2 separate regions of the Homo sapiens genome follow, and region 2 is linked to region 1. A link is an interaction called in ENCODE POLR2A ChIA-PET data of the cell type or tissue named here. Cell type or tissue: OCI-LY7. All regions are shown on one strand. Each heading gives the region's core, and the rest is flanking DNA. Links, peaks and the distances in the headings are about the cores only. Region 1 has its middle 16 kb from the start of PCBP1. Region 2 overlaps TIA1 (TIA1 cytotoxic granule associated RNA binding protein).

Evidence for each region. ChIA-PET counts read pairs that join two places held together with the same protein. Peaks named below come from ENCODE experiments on the same cell type or tissue, not always from the same donor. Only the 100,000 strongest peaks of a DNase experiment are listed, where the experiment ranks them.
Region 2: POLR2A ChIA-PET joins it to region 1 with 11 read pairs; 6 of 35 experiments call an interaction of 5 or more read pairs at or near these places.

The regions. Positions count from the first base shown.
Region 1 is chr2:70,098,508-70,109,321 of GRCh38, forward strand. It overlaps the pseudogene MRPL36P1. Among named protein-coding and RNA genes, the nearest start is that of PCBP1, 16 kb to the left of the region's middle. RefSeq lists an enhancer at 4,926-4,975. In OCI-LY7, for the core only: CTCF peaks have their summits at 5,250 (motif pointing right) and 5,453; DNase peaks (open chromatin) are centred at 5,184, 6,294, 8,934 and 9,454; H3K4me3 peaks cover 3,775 bases; H3K27ac peaks cover 4,404 bases.
Region 2 is chr2:70,219,945-70,230,758 of GRCh38, forward strand. TIA1 (TIA1 cytotoxic granule associated RNA binding protein) reads right to left here. Exons shown (of 13, transcript NM_022173.4): 3 at 10,812-10,814; 4 at 9,320-9,374; 5 at 9,115-9,147; 6 at 7,791-7,878; 7 at 4,610-4,685. Among named protein-coding and RNA genes, the nearest start is that of TIA1, 23 kb to the right of the region's middle. In OCI-LY7, for the core only: no CTCF peak of the experiment used is centred there; no DNase peak of the experiment used is centred there.

The sequences.
Region 1 (10,814 bases), core at 1,513-9,512:
TGCAGTGGCACGATCTCAGCTCACTGCAACCTCTGCCTCCCAGGTTCACACCATTCTCCTGCCTCAGCCTCCTGAGTAGCTGGGACTACAGGTGCCAGCCACCATGGCTGGCCTAATGTTTTGTATTTATTTATTTTTTTAGTAGAGATGGGGTTTCACCGTGTTAACCAGGATCGTCTCGATCTCCTGACCTCGTGATCCGCCCGCCTCGGCCTCCCAAAGTGCTGGGATTACAGGCGTGAGCCACCGCACCCAGCCTTCTTTTCTTTTAATGGTTGAATATATTCATATTCAAGTGTGATATGGTCATACAATATATGGTATCACATGACCATATGACATTTTATTTAGCCATTCATTAGTTGCTGGACATTTGTATTGTTTCCACTTCCTGACTATTATGAATAATGCTATGGTGAACATTGAACATTTGTGTACAAGTTTTGTATGGACATATGTTTTCATTTCTTTGGAGTATATACCTATCAGTGGAATTACTGGGTTATGTGGTAACTCTATGTTTAACTTTTTGAGGACTGCCAAATTTTTTTCACAGTGGCTCTATCATTTTACATTCCCACCAGCAGTATATGAGGGTTCTAATATTTCTACATTCTTGCCAACACTTTTTTTTCTTTTTTTGGGATAGGGTCTCACTCCTGTTGCTCAGGCTGGAGTGCAGTGGTGCGACCTCTGCTCACTGCAGCCTCAACTTCCCGAGCTCAGGTGATCCTCCCACCTCAGCCTCCCAAGTAGCTGAGACTACAGGCACGCGGCACCACACCTGGCTAATTTTTTGTATTTTTAGTAAAGATAAGGTTTTGCCACATTGCCCAGGCTGGTCTCAAACTATCTGCCTGCCTGCCTTAGTCTCCCAAAGTGCTGGGATTACAAGCTTGAGCCACTGCACCTGGCCACTTTTTTTTTTTTCTTTTTTTTACTGTAGCCATCCTAGTGGGTGTAAAGTGACACCTCATTGTGGTTTTGACCTGCATTTCCCTAATTGAGTATCTTTCCATTTGCTTATTGGCTGTTTATATATCTTCTTTGGAGAAACATTTATTAAAATCCTCCCCAACCTGGGCAACATAGTGAAAACCCATCTCTATTAAAAATTAAAAAATTAAAAATTAAAAAAATTTAGCCAGGTGCCATGGTGTGCGCCTGTGGTCCCAGCTACTCGGGAGGCTGAGGCAGGAGAATTGCTTGAACCCGGGAAGTGGAGGTTTCAGTGAGCCGAGATCACGCTATCACAATTCCAGCCTGGGTGACAGAGCGAGAATCCATCTCAAAACAACAAAATAAAATAAAATCCTTTGCCCATTTAAAAAATTAAGTTGTCTTTTTATTATTGCGTTGTAAGAGTTCTATATATATTCTATATACTAGAACCTTATTAGATATATAATTTGTAAATATTTTCTCCCGTTCTGTGAGTTGTCATAACTTTCTTAATAATGTCCTTTGAAGCACAAAAGTTTTTAATTTTGATGAAGACCAATTTTTTCTTTCTGTTTTTTTGGTTGTGGTTGCTTGTGCTTTTATTGTCATATGTAAGAAACCATTCCCTAATCTAAGGTCACGAAGATTTATACTCATGTTTTCTTCTATGAGTTTTATAGTGTAAGAACTAGAACTATAAAAATCTTAGAAGAAAACAAAAATATAAATCTTCATGACCTCGGATTTAGGTCTTTGACTCATTTTATGTTAATTTTTGTATATGGTGTAAGATTCCAGATTTGTTCTGTTGCATATGGATATCCAGTTGTTCCAACATTGTTTGTTGAAAAGACTATTCTTTCATTATTTTATATTTTTTTCCTATTTTTTACCTTAATAAATTGTGAACATTTTCACTACAATAAATACTACAATTTTGTGCGTTTTTTTTTTAGCCATATGTTATTTTTTTAACCTCTCTCCTATTTAATGCATATTTGTTTGTACATTTTGCTGTCTTTCTTTCTTTTTCTTTTCTTTTTTTTTTTTTTTGAGACAGAGTTTCGCTCTGTCGCCCAGGCTGGAGTGCAGTGGCACGATATCAGCTCAGTTCAAGTGATTCTTATGCCTCAGCCTCTCCGGTAGCTGGGGCTACAGGCACCCGCCACAGCGCTCAGGTAATTTTTGTATTTTTAGGAGAAATGAGGTTTCTTCATGTTGGCCAGGCTGGTCTGGAACTCCAGAACAGACAACGGAGGCCGGGCGCGGTGGCTCACGCCTGTAAGTAATCCCAGCATTTTGGGAGGCCGAGACGGGCGGATCACTTGAGGTCAGAAGTTCCAGACCAGCCTGGCCAACATGGTGAAACCCCGTCTCTCCTAAAAATACAGAAGAGTAGCTGGGCGCGGTGGCGGGTGCCTGTAGTCCCAGCTATCGGGGAGGCTGAGGTGGGAGAATCGCTTGAACCCGGAAGGCAGAGGTTGCAGTGAGCCGAGATCGCACCATTGCACATCAGCCTGGGGGACAGAGCGAGACTCCATCTCAAAAACAAAAGAACAAAATCAAATTATTCAAAAGAGGAAAGCCTTGATTTAAGGGCAGCTCCATTTCCAAGGCTTTTCATGCACATTATCACTTTGCTATAGAACAGCAGTTCTCAAACTTTTTGATCTTATCCCTTTACACTCTTAAAAATTACTCAGTTTGGCCGATGTGGTGGCTCACGCCTATAATCCCAGCACTTTGGGAGGTCATGGAGGAAGGATCACTTGAGCCCGGAAGCTCATAGACAATCCTGGCCTGGGCAACATGGCAAAGCCTCTTCTCTACAAAAAATACGAAAGTTAGCCAGGTATAGTGCCTAGTGCCTGTGGTCACAGCCACTCGGGAGGCTGAGGTGGGAGGATAACTTGAGCCCATGAGGCCGCAGTGAGCCATGATCGCACCACTGCACTCCAGCCTGGGCAACAGAGTGAGACCCTGTTGCAAAAAAAAAAAATTGAGATTCCTAAAAAGCATTTTTGTTATGTGGTTAACCATCTCACAAAATAAAGCATATAAACATTTTAAATGTTTACATATTAATTATTTTACAAATAACTATAATAAACCCATTAAATGCTAACATAAGTTGATATTTTTTATTAAAAATAACTATTTTCCAGCCGGGCGCGGTGGCTCACGCCTGTAATCCCAGCACTTTGGGCGGCCGAGGCAGGCGGATCACCTGAGGTCGGGAGTTCAAGACCAGCCTGACCAACATGGAGAAACCTCGTCTCTACTAAAATTACAAAATTAGACGGGCGTGGTGACGCATGCCTGTAATCCCAGCTGCTCGGGAGGCTGAGGCAGGAGAATTGCTTGAACTCGGTAGGCGGAGGTTGCAGTGAGCCGAGATGGCGCCATTGCACTCCAACCAGGGCAACGAGAGTAAACTCCATCTAAAAACAAAAACAAACAAAAAAATTTCCAAAGCAAAAAAAACTTAGTGTGAGAAACTATTTTGCACACTAAGATTTACATTTTTGGAAATCTCCTTAATGTCTGACAATAGAATACACTGTCTCCTGTTTGTTTCTGCCTTAATCACGTGATATCACAATCATCTAACCTCTGGAAAATTACATTCTGTGCCAGTGAGCAAACGAGAGTGAAAAAGGCAAACAAATTTTGTTTTGTTTTGTTTTTTTGAGATGGAGTCTTGCTCTGCCTCCTAGGCTGGAGTGCTGTGGCGCGATCTCGGCTCACTGCAACCTCTGCCTCCTAGGTTCAAGCGATTCTACCTCAGCCTCCTGAATAGCTGGGACTACAGGCGCGCACCACCGCACCCAGTTAATTTTTTTTTTTTTTTTTTTTTTTTTTTGGTATTTTTAGTAAAGACAGGGTTTCACCAGGTTGGCCAGGCTGGTCTCAAACTCCTGACCTCAGGTGATCCACCCACCTCAACCTCCCAAAGTGCTAGGATTACAGGCGTGAGCCACCACACCCAGCCACATCTTAGTATTATTATAAAAATAGTTCCGCCGCCATCTTTCTTCCTGGCAGGGGCCGACGCAGGGACCGGCGCGGGGGTGAGAGCGCGCGGCCGGATTCACCACAACATGGCAACTCTTTTTATAAGGAAAATGGTGAACCCTATGCTATATCTCAGTCGTCACACAGTGAAGCCTCGAGCCCTCTCCACATTTCTATTTGGATCCCTTCGAGGTGCAGCCCCCGTGGCTGTGGAACCCGGGGCAGAAGTGCGCTCACTTCTCTCACCCGGCCTCCTGCCCCACCTGCTGCCCGCGCTGGGGTTCAAAAACAAGACTGTCCTTAAGAAGCGCTGCAAGGACTGTTACCTGGTGAAGAGGCGGGGTCAGTGGTACGTCTACTGTAAAACCCATCCGAGGCACAAGCAGAGACAGATGTAGACCCTTTCCCTCCAGAGTCACGCACATACTCGTCATCGCGTCTCTTGGGAGAATGGTTGTATCTTATGGAAGGAATTATCACATCAAGGAGTCAGGGGAAAGTGACTGGAAGCAAACGCCCTAAAAGTTACCCATCACGTTTCAGTGTAAATGAGTAACTATAGAAGACATTGCATTATCTTATTTCCAAAATGTTCCAATTAAAAAACATTTTCCTATTAAAAAAAAGAAAATAGTTTTGACCTCTCAGACCCCTGAAAGGATCTGAGGGCGCCCTAGGGCCCCCCACCACTCTTTGAGAAATGCTACTCTACAGAAAGATTTTACCAAAGTGTACTGTCATCACTGTGCCCCTTTTTCTGTACCTTCACCAACATTGGGCATCATCTTGCTTTTTTTTTTAGCCTTTGCTGATTTGTTAAACAAAAAGCAGGATCTCTTCGTGATTTTAATTTGCATTCTGAAAGGTTCATGATTTTTGAATTTATATTTTTTCTTTTATAAACCACCTCTTTATATCCTTTGCATGTTTTCTTTCTGGGATGGGCATTTTGTCTTATTTATTATAAGAGCACTGTTGTTGTTTTTTTTTCTGGCTCTATCCCAGGCTGGAGTGCAGTGGCGCGATCTTGGCTCACTTCAACCTCCGCCTCCCAGGTTCAAACGATTCTCCTGCGTCAGCCTCCCCAGTAGCTGGGACAGGCGCCGGCCACCACGTCCGGCTAATTTTTGTAGCTCACCACTGAGAACAAGGTGACAAACATGGAGTTTATTGTACCTGTGTCAGATCAGGATTAGAAGACTGGAGACCTGTGAGTCCCCTGTTCCTCACAGGGGAGGAAGTGGCCCATCTGGGTGGGCTTCTTGGCCTCAAGCCAATGCTGTGATCCCCAGTAGGGGGCTGTCTCACTGTACCCTAAGGTGGGGCCAGTTTATACCCAAAATTTTAACAAGGGATTTGGGTATCCAAGATGTTAAAGCTTTGTTAGGGGAAAATAGGCTAAGCCCTCATGACCCATTTCTTCAGAAAAGATGTTTTAGAATAAGAAAAGGAAACTAGAATTTAACAGTCTGACAGGATATTCTTGCTAACCACAAATTTACAGAATTATAGTTTAGCCATAGAGGTCTTCTCCTTTCTCAACTTTTGCAGATCTCTCCAGTAAATGCCTCTACTGCTTGACTGCTTTCTGAAATAGGAAACCATTATAAAGTAGAATTTGTGTCCAAAGTGACTAGGCCCAGTTAGCTGGGATTTTCTCCATTTCAGTGTTGTTTCCCCCATCCTTAAGCACACTGGAGATTTTTCTCTGCCAGTTTGGCAGGTGAAAAAAATGGTATAGCATTGTTTTAATTTTCATTTCTTGGATTACTGGTGAGTAAAAAGAAATGTTATGTATCTCTCAGCTGTTTGCATTTCTCCTTTAGTGAATTGCCTATTCGTATCTTTTTCACCTTTTTCTATTGGAGTGTTCGTATTTTTCTTAATGATTGAGGATCTCGTTATACAGTAAAATATTAACGCTTCGACATATAATGCATTTTTTTAATGTGTCAGTTTTCTTTTAACTTCTGCTCTGCAGAAGTGTCTAATGATTAAGTAGCTAAATCTATCAATCTTTAACTTTATGGTTTCTGTCTTTAAAGTCAGGTTTGGAAAGTCCTTCCCTAACTTCAATAATTGTTTTTCAAAATTTCCTCTTTTTTCCTCCTAGTATTTTATATTTCCATTTTGTTATACTATTTAAATCTAAACCATCTGACATTTACTTGGGTATATATTATATATGATGGGAAGAGCTAGTAATTTTTTTTCCCCAAATTGCAGGCTCGTTGTCCAATGATATTTATTGAATAATCCAAGAAGGGAAAATATGTGGTCCGAGTGAATCTGTCTCCCCTTCCCGGGCCCCCGGAAGACATTTCTAATCAAATGCAGAACTCCTGGCTAAACTCAGACTAGGCCTCACAGCCCGATTAGAACTGCAAGCAGCTACCTCCAACCTACGAGATTTGTCATCAAGATGAAACATTTTGTCATTCCCTAAGTAATCTATCCTTTTTCCTATTGATGTGTTACTGACATACCTGTCTTTTCTTTCTGTGTTACTGACATACCTGTCTTTTCTTTCTGTGTTACTGACATACCTGTCTTTTCTTTCTGTGTTACTGACATACCTGTCTTTTCCTGTGCCAGCTCCACACTGTTTGGTTATCACTTCCAAGTACTAAATGGTAATGACTGGTAGCACCAGTCTTATACCATTTTTCAACATTTTAAAATTATTTCCTCAAACAAAAGTCAGACTCAGAATATGTCAGAAAATATTTAAAAATAAAAAATAAAATTATTTTTTCTGATTTAAACTTTTGATTTTTATTACATCAAAGTATTTCCAAAATAAATTAAAATTTAAAATTCATATTAGATTTTCCAATCTAGGTATACATAGTGTTTCTTTCCATTTTTAAAGATTCCCTTTATTTCTCTGAATGTTTTTTTTTCATAATGTCTTTCACATTACTGGTCGACTTTATTCCTGCATATTTCATATTTGTGGTTGCTATCAGAAGTGGAAGTTTTGGCAGGGCGCAGTGACTCACGCCTGTAATCCCAGCACTTTGGGAGGCCGAGGTGGGGGGATCACTTAAGGTCAGGAGTTCGAGACTAGCCTGGCCAACATGGTGAAACCCTGTCTCTACTAAAAATACAAAAATTAGCCTGGCTTGGAGCTGGGCATCTCTAATCCCAGCTGCTAGGAAAGCTGAGGTAGGAGAACCTCTTAAACCCAGGAGGGGGAGGTTGCAGTGAGCCAAGATCACACCACTCCACTCCATCCTGGGTGACGGAGTGAGACTGTCTGAAAACAATAAATAAATAAATTTTAAAAAATAAAAGAGTAAAAGAAGTGGAAGTTTTTTAAATATAACATCTCATTTCTCACTCTGTCACCCAGGCTGGAGTGCAGTGGCATGATCTCAGCTCACTGCAACCTCTGCCTCCCAGGTTCAAACGATTCTCCTGCCTCAGCCTCCCGAGTAGCTGGGATTACAGGGGCGTGCCACCATGCCAGGCTAATTTTTGTTGTTGTTTTTGTTTTTGGTTTTTGAGATGGAGTTTCGCTCTTGTTGCCCAGGCTGGAGTGCAGTGGCGCGATCTCAGCTCACTGCAACCTCTGCCTCCCAGGTTCAAGCAATTCTCCTGCCTCAGCCTCGCGAGTAGCTGGGATTATAGGCATGCACTACCACGCCCTTCTAATTTTGTATTTTTAGTAGAGACGGGGTTTCTCCATGTTGGTCAGGCTGGTCTCGAACTTCCAACCTCAGGTGATCCGCCCACCTCAGCCTCCCATAGTGCTGGGATTACAGGCGTAAGCCACCATGCCTGGCCTTAATTTTTGTATTTTTAGTAGAGGTGGGGTTTCACCATGTTGGCCAGACTGATCTTGAACTCCTGACCTCAAGTGATCCTCCCACCTTGGCCTCCCAAAGTGTTGGGATTACAGGCGGGAGCCACTGTGCCTGGCTTTGTTTCTTATTACTAGAATGTAAGCTTCATGAGAGCAGAGTCCACATATCTTTTGTTCATAACAGCCATAGAGCTGGCCGGGCATGGAGGCTCACACCTGTAATCCCAGCACTTTGAAAGGCCAAGGTGGGCGGATCACGAGGTCAGGAGATCGAGACCATCCTGGCCAACATGGTGAAACTCCATCTCTACTAAAAATACAAAAATTAGACAGGTGTGGCAGCACATGCCTGTAATCCCAGTTACTTGGGAGGCTGAGGCAGGAGAATCACTTGAACCCAGGAGGCAGAGGTTGCAGTGAGTTGAGATCGAGCCACTGTACTCCAGCCTGGAGACAGACCTAGACTCCGTCTCAGAAAAAAAAAAAAAAAATAGCCATAGAGCTTAAGAAACAGTGCCTCCACATTGTAGTTTCTCAATAAAAGTTTTTAAATGAATGAAGGAATAATGGCACAAAGCAATGCTATTATTTTAGTGTTATTAATTTGTAACAGGCGCCGGGCGCAGGGGCTCACTCATGCCTGTAATCCCAGCATTTTGGGAGGCCAAGGTGGGTGGATCACCTGCACTCAGGAGTTTGAGACCAGCCTGGCCAACATGGTGAAACCTCGTCTCTACTAAAAATACAAAAATTAGCCAGGCGTGGTGGCGTGTGCCTGTAATCCCAGCTACTCGGGAGACTGAGGCAGGAGAATTGCTTGAACCCAGGAGGTGGAGGTTGCAGTGAGCCGAGATTGCATCATTGTACTCCAGCGTGGGCGACAGAGCAAGACTCTGTCCCCCTCAAAAGAAAAAAAGAAAGAGAGAGAGAGAAGAAAGAAAGAAAAGAGAGAGAAAGAAGGAGAGAAAGAAGGAGAGAGAAGGAAAGAAAGAAAGAAAGAAGGAAAGAAAAGAAAGAAAGAAAGAAAGAAAAAGAAAATGAGCAAAGGAAGGATTTGGTGGCAAGGAGGTCATTGGTGATCTTAGTGAGTGTGGGGAGTATCTTTGTTGGGCTGGGGCGAAAGCCGCCTGTGATGGTTGAGGAGAGGTGACAATATGCAGACTGCCTCTGGGCTACTCCTTCAAGAAGCTTAGCAGGGCCAGGCGGTGGTTCACACCCACAATCCCGGCACTCTGGGAAGCCAAGGCATGAGGATCACTGGAGCCCAGGAGTTCAAGACCAGTGTAGGCAACATGCTGAAATCCTGTCTCTTACAAAAAATACAAAAATTAGCTGAGTGAGGCTGGGTGCGGTGGCTCATGCCTGTAATCTCAGCATTTTGGGAGGCCGAGACAGGCGGATCACTTGAGGTCAAGAGTTCAAAACCAGCCTGACCAACACAGTAAAAATCCATCTCTACTAAAAATACAAAAATACAAAAATTATTGCACCACTGCACTCCATCCTGGGTGAAAGAGTGAGACTCCATCTCAAAAAAAAAAAAAGAAAAGAAAAGAAAAGAAATGAAATTAGCTCAGTGTGGTGGCTGGCGCCTGTAGTCCCAGCTACTCCAGGGGCTGAGGTGGAAGGATTGCTTTAGCCTGGGAGTTCGAGGCTGCAGTGAACCGTGATTGCGCCACTGCCCTCCAGCCTGGGCGACAGAGCGAGACCTTGTCTCAAAAAAAAAAAAAAAGAAGAAGAAGAAGCCACTAAGCTAAGAGGTAGGTACTAAGTTGAAGGGGAGACAGAATGGAGATAAGGATTTGGGTTTTTTAGGTGGTAGTGACACAAGGATGTTCATAAGCTGAAGAAGAAAAGACCAACAAACAGACTAAACATTTGAGAATGAGACAGAGGAAAAAGCATACGGAGCAAAGCACAGAGGTCACAGGGTGTGTGGCCAGCAGTGGTGGGGACGCTGCTAGCTTTCTCTGAAGTGGGAGAAAAGGAGTGTTCCTTTCCCTGCACTTTCTCAACCACACTGACTGAGGAAGGACAGAGGGGGCCCAGAGAGCAGTGGGGGTGTCCAATCACTGTTCTTGGGCCTGGAAACTGTTGGGGCTGTGGACCCCAGAGTACTGAAGGACTGCTGGACGGAGCGTATGGCTCCATCTGAGCCTGTAAATCATAAATCTACCTGGTCAAAGAGTAAAGGCCTCAAAGGTTCTGAGTTAATTGGTCTGGTTTTTGACCTGAGCATCAGAAATTTTTTAAGCTCCCTGAGTGAGTCTAACATGCAGCCATGGTTGAGAACCACTGGGGTTAAGAAGTGAATTGAGACGTATGGAGACTTAAATCTCCAACCCTGGGTGGGAGGACAAGGAGAGGCTCTGCCGCCCTGGCTGGAATAGTGGGGCCCTGTTTGGGTTGTGGACGTCCCTTCAGTCACAGGAGGATGAATTCCTGCCTTGTTCCTTTGGTCGGATCTGAATTCTTCCCCAACCTCCCGCCCTAACTGATAGCATACAGGGCTTCCCAGACAGAGACCATCAGCCCCTAGGGTGGCAGAGAAAGGCCAGGTTCAGGAATGTGACATTAATTATGACAAACAATATGTTCTCCCACTTAAGAACTAAGCCTGGTTGGCTGCGCATGTGCGCGCGCGTGCTTGTGTGTGGGTGTGTGGTGGGGTATGTGTGTGTCCGGGGCTGCCGATTCAACTGAAAAACAAAAGCGGCTCTGAGTCTGAAGCTAAGGTTTAACAAGTGACCAAGATGACTCATGCTGCTTGGCTGCAAAGGCCACAGGGCTGCCACCCCCAGCGGGGCGGGGCCTGGGTGGGAAGAGTCACAGGTACAGAGGCTCCTGTGACATTCACACTCTGCCCCTGCATCGGCTGCCTTTGGGGCCAAATACTTTTGTGAAAATTAAGACAGAAGGCCGGGTGCGGTGGTTCACGCGTGTAATCCCAGCACTTTTGGAGGCCGAGGCAGGCGGATCACGAGGTCAAGAGATGGAGACCATCCTGGCCCACATGGTGAAACCCTGTTTCTACTAAAAATACAAAAAT
Region 2 (10,814 bases), core at 1,496-9,495, 120 kb after region 1:
CTTAACTAATGTTATGTGTTGAATTGTGTCCCTCAAAACGATATGAAGTCCTATACCCTGGTATCTGTGAAATATGGCCTTATTTGGAAACAGGGTCTTTGCCGAAGTAATTAAGATGAGGTTATACTGGATTAAGGTGGGCCCCAAATCCAATGACTCAAGTCCTCATAAGAAGTAAAGATCAGACTGGGCACGGTGGCTCACACTTATAATCCCAGCACTTGGGAGGCCGAGGCAGGTGGATCATGAGCCCAGGAGTTCGAGACCAGCCTGGACAACATGACAAAATCCTGTCTCTACAAAAAATAGAAAAATTAGCTGGGCATGGTGTTGCAACACCTGTAGTCCCAGCTACTTAGGAGGTTGTGATGGAAAGATCACCTAAGCCTGGGAGGTCAAGGCTGCAGTGAGTTGTGATTGTGCCACCACACTCCAGCCTGGGTGACAGAGTGAGGTCCTGTCTCGAAAAAAAAAGATGATGATTATATGGATACACAAAGAGAGAAGATGGTCATGTGAAGATGAAGGCAGAGATTGGAGTTATACAGCTACAAGCCAATGAATGCCAAGAATTACCAGCAACCACCAGAAGCTTGGAAGAAGCAACAAAGGATTCTTCTACAGAGCCTTCAAAAGAGCATGGACATGCTGACACCTTGATTGTGAATTTCACGCCTCCAAAACATTGAGAAAATAAATTTTTGTTGCTCTAAGCCATCCAGTTTATGATACTTTGATACAGCTCCTCAGGAAAAAAATAAAACTACTCACTCAAAAAAGTGGAAAAAAAACAGAGATGTATCTATGTTGGTGGTTGTGAATGGGAGATAAAGTAGAAGCATATGCAAACAACTCTTGAGAATTATAGCCAAGAAATGGGGATACAGTTAGGGAAGGGATGTGAGGATAAACAGTGGTTTTGATTAAGAGATACTAGATGGCCAGGAACGGTGCCTCATGCCTATAACCCCACCACTTTGGGAGGCCAAGGCGGGCGGACTGGTGGAAGCCAGGAGTTCGAGGCCAGACTGGGCAACAAAGTGAGATTGTTCCTACAAAAAAATATATATATATATTTTTGAGACGGAGTCTCACTCTGTTGCCCAGGCTGGAGTGCAGTGGCATAATCTCAGCTCACTGCAACCTTTGCCTCCCAGGTTCAAGCGATTCTCCTGCCTCAGCCTCCTGAGTAGCCGTGATTACAGGCGTGTGCCACCATGCCTGGCTAATTTTTCTATTTTTAGTAGAGACGGGGTTTCACCATGTTGGTCAGGCTGGTCTCGAACTTCTGACCTCATGATCTGCTTGCCTCGGCCACCCAAAGTGCTGGGATTACAAGTGTGAGCCACCATGCCTGGCCTTTTTTTAAAAAAAAATTAGGTGGGCATGGTGGTGTACACCTGTGGTCCCAGCTACTCTGGAGGCTGAGGCAGGAGGATGGATTGAGGCCAGGAGTTCGAGGCTGCAGTGAGCTATGATCACACCACTGCACTCCAGCCTGAGTGACAGAGTGAGACCCTCTCTCCAAAAAAAAAAGAGAGATCCTAGGTTGATGAGAATGATCCAGTAGAGAAGGAATAGAGTGATGACACAGAATAGCAGTAATAACAAGAACAGCACATTATGATTCCATTTATAGGAAATGTTGAGAACAGGGAAATCTACAGAGACAGAAAGTAGATTGACAATTGTTCAGGGCTGGCAGGAGGGGCATGAAAGGAGGATAGTGACTGCTAATGAGTCATGTAGCTTCTTTTTGGGGTGGTAAAAATATTCTAAAATTTATTTTGGTAATAGTTGCACAATTCTGTGAATTACCTAGAAACCACTGAATTGTATACTTTAAAAAAAAAATTTTTTTTTTTGAGACAGGGTCTCTGTCGTCCAGGCTGGAGTGCAGTGGTGCAATCTCAGCTCACTGGATCCTCAACTTCCTGGGCTCAGGTGATTCCCCCACCTCTGCCTCTCAAGTAACTGGGACTACAGGTGTGTGCCACCATGCCTGGCTCATTTTTTGTAGAGAAGGGGTTTTGCCATTTTGCCCAGGCTGCTCTCAAATTCCTAGGCTCAAGTAATCTGCCTGCCTTAGTCTCCCAAAGTGCTGGGATTACAGGTGTGAGCCACTGTGCCCGGCCACACTGTATACTTGAATTATATCTCAATAAAGCTGCTGTTAAAACAAAAACAAAACAAAACAAACAAACAAAAAAAAAACAATGAAGCAGTGGCAGCATAGGCTCAAAGTCCTTGAAAAGGCAAGAGAGATGGGGACACAATCATAAGTGATTTTGCCTTTGACAGGAAGGACCTTTCCTGTACTATAATAGGAAGAATGGGAAGGTGGATGAATTTTATGTAAGTTTGGTGGTTGAAAGATGAGAAACACATGTTTGCCAAGACAGTACTCTGTACTCACCTAAAGTGTGTGACCATTAAATTAGAAGCAAAACCACCTGAACTCAGTTTTTTTCCAGGAACATTCAGTTATTTTGGGGTAGGCAGAGAAGCTAAGCTCAATCAGTATTGTGGTCTTCCTAGCATGTAGAACATAGGAAGAGAGGCTGGGGGTAATTGCAATCAGGGCTGTAGCACTGCGTAACAGAGCCAAGCACGTATCACAAATTTTACATAAGTTGAAATTTATAGATTTAAATTTATAGAAGATTTTATAGAAGATTATATTATTTACTGCCGGGCGCAGTGGCTCACGCCTGTAATCCCAGCACTCTGGGAGGCCGAGGCAGGTGGATCACAAGGTCAGGAGTTTGAGACCAGCCTGGCCAACATAGTGAAATCCTGTCTCTACTAAAAATACAAAAAATTAGCCGTGCATGGTGGCGGCACCTGTAATCCCAGCTACTTGGGAGGCTGAGGCAGAAGAATTGCTTGAACCCAGGAGATGGAGGTTGCAGTGAGCCGAAATTGCGCCATTGCGCTCCAGCCTGGGCAACAGAGCGAAACTCCGTCTCAAAAAAAAAATTATATTATTTACTCAAAGTTACATCTGTTTTATAATGGTTGTCAGAATTTGTATACATCTCTGGCTAACTCCAGAGGCCATACACAGGTTATCAAGAGACATCCTTTGCTATTTGACTCTAGTTCATACTAAATACACATTCAACAGTGATTTTTATATAGCAGAACCCTACAGTCCACAATCTCGAAAATGTGAAAAATGAGTTCCTAGCCCATCAAACCGCCAATTTATTTCCCTAACTTGCACTAAAACATCCTAAAACCTATGAATCAATCCTCTAAGGAACTCAAATTAATCACGGCTATCAATCCATTATAGAAGGTATTTTTCTACCTTTCTAAAACATTATGCTATGCTTAATAGTAAAGTTTTGAGAACCAAATAAATTCTCTTAATTTTTATTTTCTCATCTTACAGGAAAAAAAAAATCTTTGGTAGATGGGACATGTACATGATTGAGCTTGTATTGTTTTCACCTCTCAATGTACTTTACAATTTTCAACTTTTTTTTTCTTGAGACAGGGCCTCACTTTGTCACCCAGGCTGGAGTACAGTGGCTTGATCATGACTCACTGCAGCTTTGGCCTCCTGGATTTAAGTGATCCTCCCGCCTCAGCCCTGCAAGTAGCTGGGACTACAGGCATGTGTCGCCATGCCTGGCTAATTTTTTGTAGAGATGGGGTTTTGCCATGTTGTCCAGGTTGGTCTTGAACTCCTGACCTCAAGTGATCCGCCCACCTTGGCATCCCAAAGTGCTGGGATTACAGGTGTGAGCCACTGGGCTCGGCTGAATTTTCGGAATTCCCGGAAAAAAAAAAATTAAAAAAAAAGTAAAATAAAAAATATATATATTTTGTAGAGATAGGGTCCCACTATATTGCCAGTATTTATCTCAAACTTCTCAGCCTCCCAAAGTGCTGAGGTTATAGGCATAAACCACTGTGCCCGGGTAATATTTAATTTTTTAAAAAGTTCCTATCCATCACAGTATTTTTATTTATTTATTTATTTTTTGAGACAGGGTCTCACTCTGTCGCCCAGGCTGTGCTGTGGCATGATCTCGGCTCACTGCAACCTGTGCCTCCTGGGTTCAAGTGATCCTCCTGCCTCAGCTTCCCGAGTAGCTGGGACTACAGGCGCCTGCCACCACGCCCGGATAATTTTTGTATTTTTAGTAGAAACAGGGTTTCACCAGGTTGACCTGGCTGTTCTCAAAGTCCTGACCTCAGGTGATCCACCCGCCTCAGCCTCCCAAAGTGTTGGGATTACAGGTGTGAGCCACTGCGTCCGGCCTCCTCACAGTATTTTATTAGCTACTTTTAAACTACCATGGGAATATAAACTAGGGAGATAATGAATTAAATCCATAAATGAGATTTTCAACATCTACCTTTGGCTGATAATTTAAACAACTTTACTTTCTACATTCTGAAAACATCTTATCAGTACTCTGCATGCCTCAGGTGCCAATAAATGTTAAACAGACAAAACAGAAGAAATCTTCTAGTGAGGGTTTATTTTAATCATCAGTAAAATAAACAGCAGACGAAAAAAAGATTAGTAATTAAAACGGAGTGTTTCCATTCTTTACTCTTTAAGCATTATCCATGCACTTCTCACTGAGCTCACCCATTTGTTGAAAAAGGAGACAAAGCCATATCCCTTAGACTTTCCTGTTGCCATGTCTTTTACCACTCGGGCATCTCTGAAATCAGAAACAATCAGAAGTTTAGGTTTGCAAACTATCCTCTGGATATCAAATAAGAATTTCACACACAACTCATTCTCATGTTTCACCTTCATTAAAGTGAACCTTTAATGCAAATTCACCTTTTATTCTACAAAATTTATCATGTATTAGGAAATGAGGCTTAATTTTATAGACATGCAAATCAATAACTTAAGTATATATGTATATTTATATTGTACAGAAATTGCCTCTCTCTTCAAAAAACTTTTTAAACTTTTAAATATTAAGCATGGTGAAAGCAGCTACTCACATGAACTACTTAACCACTTATAAAGTTCACAGGACATTAGATGAATGGCTTTCTTTAACCATGCAATTTATAACTTATTTGACACTATATTCTACCTAATCATTAAAAAAAAATAGAAAACTGGAAACCAAAAGAATGAAAAAGTTGTATATTCCCTAAACTAATTAAACTATTTAATTTTTTCAGATCAATTTATACCCCCCTTTTTGTCTAAATTTTGAGAACTTGACATTTTCAGAAATGTTAAATCATTGAAGAAAAATACTAGACACACACAAGTTTTAAGCTAGACAAGAAAAGATTTTACACTGAATTTTATAATAGCATTCATATAAAATTGATTGGAACTACAAGATATAAAAGCAAAATTTTAAAAAGTCAGAAAGTAAAAAAGCACGCCAACATTTATCCACTGTGAACCGTAGCTTGTAGTTAGCCAGGGCAATTCTGTCCATTCTTCAGAGACACTCTGCAAAATAACCAGAGCCCTATTATTTGAGATTGAGTAAAAACCCAGCCATGATAGCTAAAACTCCATACCTCAAAAAATTGGACTCAAATTGTGCTTCACAGGCAATCTGCTTTTAAGTTAGTCAGGTATGTCACAATGCTTGCTCTCTCAGGACACATGAACAAAACAGGCACTTTTATAACAAAAACCCAAGTCAGAAAGCCATGCAATGTAATTTTCTATTAAAGTATACATAAGCATATTTTAGATCAATCTGAGTGATTTATTAAGTGTTCAGGGTCAAAATGACAAAGACGTGGTGGTGAAAAGGGAAAATTAATGTAAGTCAATGTTCAATATGCAAAAATACTTAATAAATTATCTGTATGGTACGCATGCATTTAATCTGGTAGCTGACTCTCTTCTACGCTGTAATTTGTTAGTCTACCCTAAACTCAAGGAATAGGAAGAGTTTATAGGCTGTATATAAGGGAAAATACCATATTTTTTATACTACATGCTTTTACAGACCACTGTTTATTACACATCTATAAATCAAGCACTGATATTTGCACTTTTTAGAGAATATCATGAGAACCCTTCAACATACAGTTATCAACTTATCTCCTTTAACAACAACAAAAAATCAGGAAAATATGCTACTGACTGCCAAATGATTCCTTTAAATGCAGGAAAGCTAATTCCTTATATAGCCTAAAACTCAAACATTATACATTATCTCAATTGAAAATCATAAAACTTAAAGGTCTTACCAAGAAAAAAAAAGTATACACCAATAATCATGGGACCATAAGAAAATCTACAGACTAAAAATATGACACAGAAATATATTTAAGAGAAAAAAATATAACCCACGATTTGTAAATCATGAAATTGCTAAAATCTGAAGGTCACTTAACTTAAACTCACCAACTGTTAAACAATCTTTGCCTAATTCCAAACTAAAATTCCCGTGTTTTCAAAAAAACTACCTCAATTAAAATCAAAGCATTTAATAAAATAGCTACTTAATCTGTTCACAATGTTAGAAAATTTTTTCTTCTTAAAGTTTCAGAAAATGTTAGTCTTGAAAAATATTCAACTCATTTATTTCTCTCTGAAAAGATTCTCTGAAGCAGCAGCAAAGATCTAGATCAGGCTTCTTTATCCTTTTATGGTTCTATGACTACTCTGACAATAGGATAAAATTTACAAAGATTTTCCACACCAAAATGAAAACACAAAATTGTGCATAGAGATTTAGAGCCCTTGAGAGGCCAAAGGCTAAGACTGTCTAAGTCCAGATATTCGAAAGCAAGCTAATTATTATTGAAACTCTAAGATATTATTAAGAAGGACAATCAAGAAATGAAAGCTGTACTTATTTTCCTGATCAGGTCTCACAAAGAAAAATGTCATCTGAAAGAAGTCCATTTATAAGCCCTAATTCTGTGACCACCTTTAAAGTTGGTAATTCCTTGGTCACATCCCCTAATCAAGGAACGATAACTCTTCAAACGAAAGCTCCTAAAATTCACCAATACTACTGGCATTTACTTTCCAGTCTCCTCATCTCATCTCTGCTGTTGGTCTGTTCAAACCAAACCACAGCTAGCACTTCCTTTTTACTATTCTTCTAGGTGGAAAAATAACAGAGCAAGCAGAAACCCTGAAGAAGTTTTCTAAGCTAATTACTCTACAGAAAGTACTGTAAACAACTTGTTATTCTTACTCTAATATGGCATGCTTTTCAAAATTTTAAAGTTCTTCTATGATGAATGCTATCTCAAGTAAGGTATTTATTCATAAGGGCCTAAAATGTATGACTAATAACAAGTGCAAGCAAGGCAGTGCTTCATAAAATATTATTAAGGCACTATTATTGTTAGCAGTTTTTTTAAAAGGGTGTAAATATCTAGAAAATAATATTCAATAACTGCTTTTTAAGTTGAATTGTTAAGGTTTCTTTTTGTTAAAATATATTAACACAAAATGCATGGTATCATAGAAGTACCCAACAGATCTAAATTCCTTAGTTACAGCACAATTTTACTAAAGATTGTCACCAAGCTAGCTTGATACCTATATAAGAAAGTAAAACATGTACAATGGCAAATTTGTCTCTTAAGAGCTATGCTAATTGAAAAAGGATTTTAAGATAATTGAAAACCAAAGGTTTATTCATCAATGGGAAAACAATCTTTTGCTGTTAACTTCTTGAATGATCTCTAAACAATGTAATACATTATATTCAAGTTATAAAATTAATGTACAAAATTCACAACAGAATTATTTTCAAGTTATGTCTACATATAATTGTTTCTAATTAAAAGGATTTTATTTATCTTCTGTTACTTACGATATTCTTCCAAATGGTGCAAAAGCAGCTTTTATATCTTCAGTTGTAATTTCTGGGCTGAGATCACCAACAAAGACATGGAAATGATCTTATAAGGGGAAGGAAGGGGAAGTGAAAAGAAAAATAGAACTTTAGAATTTAAAAAGTACTAAAATCTATCCAATAAAGTATTCTTAAAATGATTATGGCTTATGATAAAGTATAAATAAAACACTATCCTATATCTATACAAATCCTACCAATTTTAAACAATGAATCAAGGTAACAATATAGGAAAAATTCTCCTGAAACGACTGTGATACATCTAACTGTAAAGTGACATTTATATTTCTATTTACAGTCAATTATTACACTGGTCTAAGAAAATAAACTAATAACATACAAGTTTCAGTTCTGCAAAAAAATTTAATGACTTAGTTACCATTCTAATAATAATTATTTACTTTTATTCAGTTTACCACTATATTAAGGCTTTACAAATTAAAATAAAATAGTGGTACTGTGAATTATGTAGACTAGATTTGCCTCAGTTAACACAATTTACTGAAGCTAGCTACATGATATATACTTGGTTTAACCATATTTTGTGAAGAACAATCAAAGAAATACCTTGCATTGCAACAGTTTGATGTTAAAGTATTTGACAGTTTTCTCAAAAGCCAACAGTTTTGGTTGCCCAGACATTACACCATTCAGTTTATGTGAATCCATGTGCAAGTGAACTAAGACTGAAGGCAACAGAATGAAAACAGTAATCCCTTCACTTTATATCAGAACCATTAAAAAAGCATTGGAGAGAAATAACCAACCCATATCTGAAGTTTTTAAAAAAGACAATTATCAAAAAAAGAAACACTTTAAAAATGCAAAATTGTTGGACCAACACTTTAAAATGGACACATACATCAATTTGACAAAGCATATTTGGAAAGAAAAGTTACCCATATTTGACAGGCCTTAAACAACATTTTGGATTGCTCTTTGGGAAACAAAATTTGAGGAGCAACTCAAGCATTTGGAAGATCTGGGTATGAAGCCCAAATGGTGACCTCAAGAAAGGAGGGTATTTTGCCCCTTAGTTGGTGAAAGTAGTTCTAAGGCATCAGCTGCTACCAAACGGGTCAGAAAGCTTGAACTAGCACCAAAGTAGCGGACAAGTTATACTTGGTCAACACTGAGAAGGGAGAAAAGTATTGCTAGAGAGACAAATAGAAATAATATCTCCTCCCGCCCCCCTCCCCCAAATATCAAACAAAAAAACTTCAGGTGGTTAGTGAATACCCTTTCAAGAGATTTCATTTTATGTTTAAGAAGATACAATTACCTTGTGAACGCTGTGTGCTGACAACGGTACTACCTGATGACAAAGATTAGATTTGTTCTTAAATTTATTAACACAAACACATTCAATCATATCTTAGGATAACGATCAAAACATTACTGCAAACATGTATGATGTTTATAGGCTTTACAATAAAACTACTGGGTACAATAAAAACAAATGTTCAAAGAGCATAAAATATACTTACTGCTTGTATCTTTCTTTTGACTGCTAGGGGTTGTTGCCCAATTCACTTTGACTTCCTAAAAAAAAAAAATTTCTACATTTATACTTCACAAAAATAAAGCCCAAAATCACATTTGTATCTATAAACACATAGGAAGATATCTGTTTAAGATGAAACACTGAAGGAGATACCAGCTCTGGTCAAGTTTCAACACTTAATCTTCTGACCTACATTTAGGCAAATAATGTTGACAAATCCTAATCTTTATGTGTCTGTTATCATTCAATTAACCTTTCCTACCTAAAGTACCCATATTATTTTTTTTCCTTTCATTCTTTTCCATTAGCATCCAAGCTTGAGTAATTCAGCAAATATTTTGTTATTTACCATGTACAATCCACCATGGAAAATACTAACATAGGCTGCTGGCTGACGTCTGTAATCTCAGCACTTTCGGAGGCCAAGACAGGCGGATCACCTGAGGTCAGGAGTTCAAGACCAGCCTGGCCATCAGAGTGAAACCCTGTCTCTACAAAAATACAAAAATTAGCTGGGCATGATGGTGGGTGCCTGTCATCCCAGCTACCCAGGAGGCTGAAGCAGAAGAATTGCTTGAACCCATGAGGCAGAGGTTGCAGTGAGCCAAGATGGTGCCACTGCACTCCAGCCTGGGTGACAAAGCAAGATTCCATCTCAAAAAAAAAAAACAAAAAAACCTGGGGACGGTGGCTCACGCCTGTAATCGCAGCACTTTGGGAGGCCGAGACGGGCAGATCGGATCATGAGGTCAGGCGACTGAGACCATCCTGGCCAACACGGTGAAACCCTGTTTCTACTAAAAATACAAAAAATTAGTCAGGCGTGGTGGCGGGCGCCTGTAGTCCCAGCTACTCCAGAGGCTGAGGCAGGAGAATGGCATGAACCCGGAAGGCAGAGCTTGCAGTGAGCTGAGATCGCGCCGCTGCACTCCAGCCTGGGCAACAGAGAAAGACCCAACTCAAAAAAAAAAAAAAAGAAAAGAAAATACTAACATAAACACAAGCCTCTGCCCTCTAAAAGCTTTATCCTACCTTTTTAATATTATATGTCAATAACTGACCTTTTGCTATAAAGTGTTTAATGTTTCAGCCAGGCGCGGTGGCTCACATCTATAATCCCAACACTTTGCGAAGCCGAGGCAGGCAGATCACCTGAGGTCAGGAGTTTGAGACCAGTCTGGCTAACATGGTGAAACCTCATTTCTACTAAAAATACGAAAAATTAGCTGGGTGTGGTGGTGCGTTCCTGTAATCCCAGCTACTAGGGAGGCTGAGGCAGGAGAATCACTTGAACCCAGGAGGCAGAGGTTGCAGTGAGCCAAGACTGTGCCATTGCACTCCAGATTGGGCAACAAGGGCAAAATTTCATCTCAAAAAAAAAAAAAAAGTGTTTAATGTTTCTAAAAAGGAAACAAAATCATATATAACTTAAATTTTTTCAGTGCAAGTCACCTTCTTTAATTACGACAGCTTACCTT